Regions from separate parts of the Homo sapiens genome. Here region 2 is linked to region 1. Evidence: chromatin contacts called from ENCODE Hi-C or POLR2A ChIA-PET data. All regions are on one chromosome and are shown on one strand. The core of a region is the stretch at or near the end of the contact, and the rest is flanking DNA. Distances in the headings are between cores, read along the strand shown.

The links. A loop is a pair of places that touch in the nucleus more often than their neighbours do. ChIA-PET counts read pairs that join two places held with the same protein, here RNA polymerase II (POLR2A). Pooled maps may share reads with other maps.
Region 2: a loop to region 1 is called in a map with no recorded cell type, with 6 times the contacts of the local background. The contact joins two enhancer-like sites. A Hi-C loop is called at or near these places in 1 of 37 single-sample maps with no recorded cell type and 6 of 50 pooled maps. POLR2A ChIA-PET finds 5 or more read pairs at or near these places in 6 of 52 experiments (GM10248, GM12878, OCI-LY7 and 3 more).

What each region holds. Positions count from the first base shown.
Region 1 is chr2:85,390,311-85,394,275 of GRCh38, forward strand. ELMOD3 (ELMO domain containing 3) reads left to right here. Exons shown (of 14, transcript NM_001135022.2): 14 at 450-1,438. The coding sequence ends at 652. It also overlaps a transcript of CAPG not described here. Among named protein-coding and RNA genes, the nearest start is that of CAPG, 18 kb to the right of the region's middle. Within about 2 kb of position 2,286, at least 5 of the 41 ENCODE cell types and tissues checked have a DNase peak (open chromatin) inside an H3K27ac peak, as active enhancers do.
Region 2 is chr2:85,635,941-85,639,905 of GRCh38, forward strand. It overlaps USP39 (ubiquitin specific peptidase 39), which reads left to right. Exons shown (of 13, transcript NM_006590.4): 7 at 113-190; 8 at 1,429-1,496; 9 at 3,263-3,451. Among named protein-coding and RNA genes, the nearest start is that of USP39, 22 kb to the left of the region's middle. Within about 2 kb of position 1,696, at least 5 of the 41 ENCODE cell types and tissues checked have a DNase peak (open chromatin) inside an H3K27ac peak, as active enhancers do.

The DNA of each region.
Region 1 (3,965 bases), core at 1,036-3,535:
CCAGGTCCAGAGAGCCCAAGGTGGTTGCTAGACTGGTTTTGGCTGCAGTTCTTCCCCATCCACACTTTCTCAAATTCCAGCTTACCAAAATCTCCATCACCCACCCCCTGGAGTCTGCTAGTTCTCCTTTCTCTGCCCTGACTGTCGCCCTTTTCTGGTCTTATACTTATGACAAGCATATATTCTGATCAAAAATTGGGAGCCAGGGTCCAATAGTTGGACTATTCAAAGTTGCAATTGTGCAGACAAGGTAGAGTGTGTGGTCCCTGTGGCTGTAGCTGGCTCCCTAGCCTACCTCTCTGGTGATCTCTCCATCTGAGGCTCCTTCACTTTCTCTCCATGGGATAGGGGTTGGGGGTACTCCCTAGAGCTGCTAGGCTTGAGGCCTTGACTGTTGTGTCACCCAGAGCCCCCTCAAGCCTTCTGCTCCCCAATTCTCTCTGTTGCAGAGTTGGAAGTATTGGCCAAGAAGAGCCCACGGCGGCTGCTCAAGACCCTGGAGCTGTACTTGGCCAGGGTGTCAAAGGGACAGGCCTCCTTGTTGGGAGCACAGAAGTGCTATGGGCCAGAAGCCCCTCCCTTCAAGGATCTCACCTTCACAGGTGAGAGTGACCTGCAGTCTCACTCATCCGAAGGCGTATGGCTGATCTGACCTCCGAGATGAATGGAGGCTTAAAGGCTGAGCTGCAGGGGCTTTCAGGGGGTCAGTGGAGCCATGTCAGGAGCCTGGCCAGGCCGCACCCCTTGCTGTCTCAGCAGATGGGATATAGGAAGCTCCTGGGCTTAGCTGTGGGAAGCCAAGTACCCTCACCGGCATGGGACATGAGGGGCAGCTAGACTTCACCCCCTTCCCGCAGACCTGCCTCCAGAGCAAGGAGAATTCTGCCTTAATCTGTTGGGCTCCAGTCTCCGGGTTGAATTCCAGTGTATCCCACTGGGAGTGAATGGATCATGAGGTGGGATGGCCCCATCTGGATGTTCTGCAGATCCCCACATGGGAGGAGATTCCCAAGTAGAGGCAGCCAGAATTCTGACTCCCTGGCAGCAGCAGGGCTTTCAGGCACCAGTGTCTGTGTTGTTAGAACTCAGAGGAAGAGGCAGGGGCAGCAGCCGACAGGGGGCAGCATGACCCAAGCAAGGGGCCTGAGGCCTCAGTGGGGGTAGGGCAAGGAGGTACCTCACAGGTGGGTGTGAGGCCCCCTCTGGAGTTTCTGGCCATTCACTTACCCACTCTCTTCTCCCCCTGACCCCCGCTCCATTGTTTATGATGGAAAAACGGACATTTGGCTAGGTGTCTCTCACGGCTGCTCCATCCTAGCCCCCACAAGCTGGGGCTTCCTCCTGTAGATGCTGTGCATGCCCCATGATGAGTTTCTGGCCTAATTGAGGGAAGGAGGAAATTCATACCAGCAGTTTTCAAATAAAAGAATTGTTCTAATTAAGCGTCTCAGGTGTTTTTTTCCAAGACAAGTCTTGCACCATCCTGTGGTCCTGTCATTCCGGAACCTGGTTAGAGCCAGGCACACCTAAGGGTGAAGGCATAGGTGGGTTCCAGCCTGGTCATGGGCTCCAGGAGACAGAAGGTTGCCTGTGCTGCAGCCAAACCTTGCTGAATTCATAGGATGTCCATCCTCTGCTATACTTACAAGCCCAGAGACTCCTTGCAAGCTCTAGCCAGTGGACGAGGTAGCCCAGCTCTTGTTAAGATTGACTGGTATAAGGCATCCACACCACGTTTTTCCTGCATTTGCTTCTGGCGAAGGCCAGCACTGTTGGTTCCTTCCCAAAAGAGCCTCCAGACTGGGCGCAGTGGCTCACGCCTGTAATCCCAGCACTTTGGGAGGCCGAGGCGGGTGGATCACGAGGTCAGGAGATCGAGACCATCCTGGCTAACACAGTGAAACCCCGTCTCTACTGAAAATGCAAAAAATTAGCCGGGCGTGGTGGCGGATGCCTGTAGTCCCAGCTACTCAAGAGGCTGAGGCAGGAAAATGGTGTGAACCCGGGAGGCGGAGTTTGCAGTGAGTCGAGACTGTGCCATTGCACTCCGGCCTGGGCAGCAGAGCGAGACTCCGTCTCAAAAAAAAAAAAAAAAAAGAGCCTCCAGGCCAGGGTACCTGAGCTGGGGAGTGGGGGGCAGGTGAGAGCCCCACTATGCTACCTTCTGTCCTCCGGACCCCCTCAAGTGGAATGCTATGGAAGACCACTATCTGGCCCTGCAGGCCTCTTTAAGTCTGACCCACTGCAGGGGGAAACATCACAGAGGTAGGGAAGAGAGGTGGCCACCCAGGCGTGGAGGGGAACTCCTGACTGCTGTCAGCAGGATGCCTCAAGGGTGGGGCTGGTAACAAACCCCATAGTTTGCCTTGTGTTGTCTGCCTGACCTGAACTAACCCCTTCATTCACAATACTTCCTCCAGTCTGGTCCTCAGCTAACCAACAGAGATAGCAGGGAGATTGCTGGGCATGGCATGGCAGGAGTTGAATTGCAGGGGAGAAAAGCTGCAGCTCGGCCTCCACTTTGGAGTATCAGGTTGGGTGATTCTTCCCTCTGCAGGGTCCTTTCTGCCCACCATCCACCTGTTTAGTGCCCCCCAGATGACAGAGTACTCACAGCTTCAGACCCTGGAACATTAGCAATAATGTAGTCTGGCAATTTTAAATTTACAGTTCTGTTAATGAACTGGTTGTGAGGGGTACCTGAACCCTCTGAAAGCAGATGCAAAAATCTTTTTTTTTTTTTGAAATGGGATCTCACTCTGTCACCCAGGCTGGAGTGCAGTGGCGCGATCTCGGCTCACTGCAATCTCCACCTCCCGGGCTCAAGCCATCCTCCCACTTCAGCCTCCTGAGTAGCTGGGACTACAGGTTTGTGCCACCATGCCCAGCTAAGTTTTGTATTTTTGGTAGAGATGGGGTTTCACCATGGTCCCCAGGCTGGTCTCAAACCCCAGAGCTTAAGGAGTCCGCCTGCCTCTGCCTCCCAAAATGCTGGGATTATAGGCATGAGCCACCGTGCCCAGCCACAAAAATCTTAATCTGTGTATATTTATAGGGAAAGGGGCTAGGCCTTTCATAGGAGACTTAAAATACTCCCCGTCTCTACAAAGGTTGTCAGAACCACTAATGTAGTGCAACCTTTATTCTCTCCCCTTTAAAAAACCATCCCTGGCACCTGCTCTTTGTGTAGGCTGTCAAGTAGGGCTAAGAAGTCTATGGAGAAGACATGGAGGCAGATCCACAGAGGAGCTCATTTCTTTTTTATTTTTATTTTTTGAGTCGGAGTCTCTGTCACCCAGGCTGGAGTGCAGTGGTGCAATCTCGGCTCACTGCAACCTCTACCTCCCGGGTTTAAGCGATTCTCCTGCCTCAGCCTCCCAAGTAGCTGAGATTACAGGCATGCGCAACCATGCCCGGCTAATTTTTTGTATTTTTAGTAGAGAAAGGGTTTCCATGTTGGCCAGACTGGTCTCAAACTCCTGATCACAAATGATCCGCCCGTCTTGCCCTCCCAAAGTGCTGGGGTTATAGGCGTGAACCACCGCACCCGGCTGGGGTATCTATGGTATGGTTCTTGGCACAAATCAGCAAGTTCAACTTGCCAATTGATCAGAATTTTTGTTTTGGGATGAAAGAATCCAATTTCTGGAGCTCAGAAGCCACATAGTCCAGAGGACCTGGGGGTGAGGATGAGTCAGGGTGGTTGCAGCCTTGCCAGGCCTCACGGCCTCTGGTCCAAGCTGACACAGGCTCACTCACACCCTGCTCTTGGCCCCTGGGCATGCCTTCTCAGATGGGACCTCTTCTTGGCTACTGCATTCTCCCTGCTATTTAGCTCTCTAGCCTCTGACATCCCACCACCACTTCATTACCCAAGAGAATGAACTAAGGTCTAGCAAAGGAAAGTAACTTGCCTAGGATCACAGAGGCAGGGTAAGAACCAGACTGAAGACTGTCCATGCTAG
Region 2 (3,965 bases), core at 446-2,945, 250 kb after region 1:
ATGGCATGGCCAGAGAGGAAGGGGGAGAACCAGGAATGCCAACCAGTGCATGGTTTAAGTTAACTCTAATGCCACTTAGCTTCAACGTTTTCCACCCTTCCTTTTTTTCCAGGAGATGGCGTTGACTTTCTGTCTTGGTTTCTGAATGCTCTGCACTCAGCTCTGGGGGGCACAAAGAAGAAAAAGAAGAGTAAGTCATTTACTTATAAAAAGGAGTTATTTTGTTCCCTTTTAAAAAACTTTGCGGTCGGTCGCAATGGCTCATGCCTATAATCCCAGCTCTTTGAGAGGCCGAGGTGGGTGGATTACCTGAGGTCAGGAGTTTGAGACCGGCCTGGCCAACATGGCGAAACCCCATCTCTACCAAAAATACAAAAGTTATTCAGGTGTGGTGGGATGTGCCTGTAGTCCCAGCGACTTGGGAGGCTGAGGCAACTTCCCATTCTTTTGTTAACTGTTTATCTGGGGTAGGCTAGTATCTATGTTATAGATAAACTACATGTTCTTTCTGAATAGGCCCCTCTCCATAGTTTTTGCTAGAATATGGTTATAGTCCCAATGATATTTTATTATATATATATTTTGAGACAGAGTCTTGCTCTGTCACCTAGGCTATGCAGTGGCACGGTCTCAGCTCACTGTAGCCTCCATCTCCCAGGTTCAAGCAGTTCTTCTCCCTCAGTCTCCCAAGGGTAGCTGGGATTACAGGCACCCACTACCACGCCCAGCTGATTTTTGTATTTTTAGTAGAGATGGGATTTCTCCATGTTGGCCAGGCTGGTCTCAAACTCCTGACCTCAGGTGATCTGCCCAAAGTGCTAGGATTATAGATGTGATGGTGTCTTGATGTGGGATTGTGGCCTGTTGCTTTTCCCACTGGATGGCCCTGCCCTCTCTACCAGGTGTCTTCAGCCTGTGTTAACCCTCTGAGCTCTCTAACTTGCGTCTTGGCAGGGTTCTAGAACTTGGTTGTGCTTTCTCTCTTGTTGCTTTGATCCTGTTCTGGCCCATCTCTTAGTCTGTCATTGTCCTCTTGTCTTCATTACAGTTTGGACATTGTCTCCCTTTGAAAGTAGCTTATGGTTATGGGAAGTTCCTTGGCTGTACCTTGTTTTGCTTGTGAATTTTTTTGTAATTCATGTATCACCATTCCTTCATTTTGAACACATTTACCTTTTCTTTTATGGACCAGGCCCTGTGATGGAGGATAAAAAGTTGTCTTAAGAGAAATAAAGTAATTATTTACACAAATAATTATAAAGGTACCCTGGTGGTATATAGTACAAAAGGAAACTTCTGTGTTTAGTGAGAGCTCTGTGTCTTTTGCTGGAAGATGCTGGTTTATTTCAGAAATTTAGAAGCTGGAAATATACTTCAGACATGTTTTCCATCCTCACGGAATTTGTCTCTTGCTTCCTGTTTGTGCAGCTATTGTGACTGATGTTTTCCAGGGGTCCATGAGGATCTTCACTAAAAAGCTTCCCCATCCTGATCTGGTGAGTTAATTGAGCCTGGGTCTTGGACTGATTCATATTGCTTGAGGGGACGTAGGGGAGATGAAGAGATGCTCAGAGAACTGACAAGCCTGCTTGCCCTGTGAAGAGGTTCAACAAAGCACCTGCCTAGTGGCAGCTCTGCCTGGTCCCTGTCATACTAGTGCACTTTTTCAGTTTGGGAGTTAGTGGTTGGATGTACTGTGCTGGTTTAAGTGTTCTGGCCACTAGGTGGTGCTGCTGTGTTTTTTCAGAAAGCTCAGCTAAGCTTTCTTTTTGTTTTTCTTAGTCTCCCTCTGTCGCCAAGGCTGGAGTTGCAGTGGCGCCATCTCAGCTCACTGCAACCTCTACCTCCTGGGTTCAAGCGATTCTCCTGCCTTAGCCTCCTGAGTGGCTGTGATTACAGGCGCTTGCCACCACGCCCAGCTAATTTTGTATTTTTAGTTGTGACGGGGCTTCACCATGTTGGTCCAGGCTGGTCTCGAACTCCTGACCTCAGGTGATCTACCTGCCTCGGCCTCCCAAAGTGCTGGGATTACAGGCGTGAGTCACCGTGCCTGGCCCTCAGCTAAGCTTCCTAGATGGTCTTAGAGCTTTTCTTTTTTGAGATGGAGTTTTGCTCTTGTTGACCAGTCTGGAGTGCAATGGCATGATCTCAGCTCACTGCAACCTCCACCTCCCAGGTTCAAACCATTCTCCTGCCTCAGCCTCCGAAGTAGCTGGGATTACAGGCATGCGCCACTATGCCTGGCTAATTTTTCTATTTTTAGTAGAGAAGAGGTTTTACCATGTTGGTCAGGATGGTCTCAAACTCCTGACCTTAGGTGATCCACCTCCCTTGGCCTCCCAAAGTGCTGGGATTACAGACATGAGCCACCGTGCTCGGCCCACTTTCTTTTTTTAATGGATTTTTTTTCCTTTTTGAGACAAGATCTCTGTCACTCAGGCTGAGTGTGGTGGCGTGATTATGGTTCACTGCAACCTCAACCTCCCTTGCTGAAGTGATCCTCCCACCTCAACCTCCCCAGAAACTGGGACCATAGATACACACCACCACACCGGGCTAATTTTTATTTTTATTTTTGTTTAATTTAATTAATTAATTAATTTATTTATTTTATTGAGACGGAGTTTCACTCTTGTTGCCCAGGCTGGAGTGCAATGGCACTATCTCGGCTCACCGCAACCTCCGCCTCCCGAGTTCAGGTGATTCTCCTGCCTCAGCCTCCCGAGTAGCTAGGATTACAGGCGCCACCACCACGCCCGGCTTATTTTGTATTTTTAGTAGAGACGGGGTTTCTCCGTGTTGGTCACGTTGGTCTTGGACTCCTGACCTCAGGTGATCTACCTGCCTCGGCCTCCCAAAGTGCTGGGATTACAGGTGTGAGCCATCATGCCCGGCCAATTTTTTTTTTTTTTTGTAGAGATGGAGTCTCACTGTGTTGCCCAGGCTGGTCTGGAAGTCCTGGACTCAAGCAGTCCTCTCACCTTTGTTCCCAAAGTGTTGAGATTACAGCCGTGAGCCATCACACTTGGCCTCAGGGCTTTTTAGATAGTCTGGTATATAAGCAAAATATCTTTAAAGAAGGAAACCTGTTGGTTCTTAAGTTAATCTAACCAGGTGGTGCATGCCAAACTGCCCAATCTCTCGGGCACTTCTCTTTGTTCTTTCAGATGAAGGAAATGTCGGCGTGGTAAAACATCGGTTCTGTGTTGGTTCCTATACCCGTCACACTCCTTTCCTCTCTTTTCTTCTCATTCATTTCTAGCCAGCAGAAGAAAAAGAGCAGTTGCTCCATAATGACGAGTACCAGGAGACAATGGTGGAGTCCACTTTTATGTACCTGACGCTGGACCTTCCTACTGCCCCCCTCTACAAGGACGAGAAGGAGCAGCTCATCATTCCCCAAGTGCCACTCTTCAACATCCTGGCTAAGTTCAATGGCATCACTGAGAAGGTAGCCCATTAACACACCTGCCCTGCCTATACTTACCCTCGCTCTCTCGACTTTTTCATTTTCTTTTTTTTTTTTTTTTCAAGACAGAGTTTTGCTCTTGTCGCCCAGGCTGGAGTGCAGTGGCGTGATTTCGGCTGACTGCAATCTCTACCTCCCAGTTTCAAGCGATTCTCCTGCCTCAGCCTTCCTAGTAGCTGGGATTACAGACATCCGCCACCATGACTGGCTAATTTTTTATATTTTTAGTAGAGACAGCATGTTGGCCAGGTTGGTCTCGAACTCTTGACCTCAAGTGATCAGCCTGCCTCGCCTCCCAAAGTGCTGGGATTACAGGCGTGGGCCACCACACCTGGCCCATTTTCATTTTATATGTAAGAATCACCACATGTATGTGACGTATTTATTATAAATTATATTGACTTTATTGAGCCTCCCAGACTCGTTGGTATTTCTCACTGGTCACCCCCAACTCTTAACTTATAGTGCCCCTTTTTATTATTTTTTGAGACAGGGT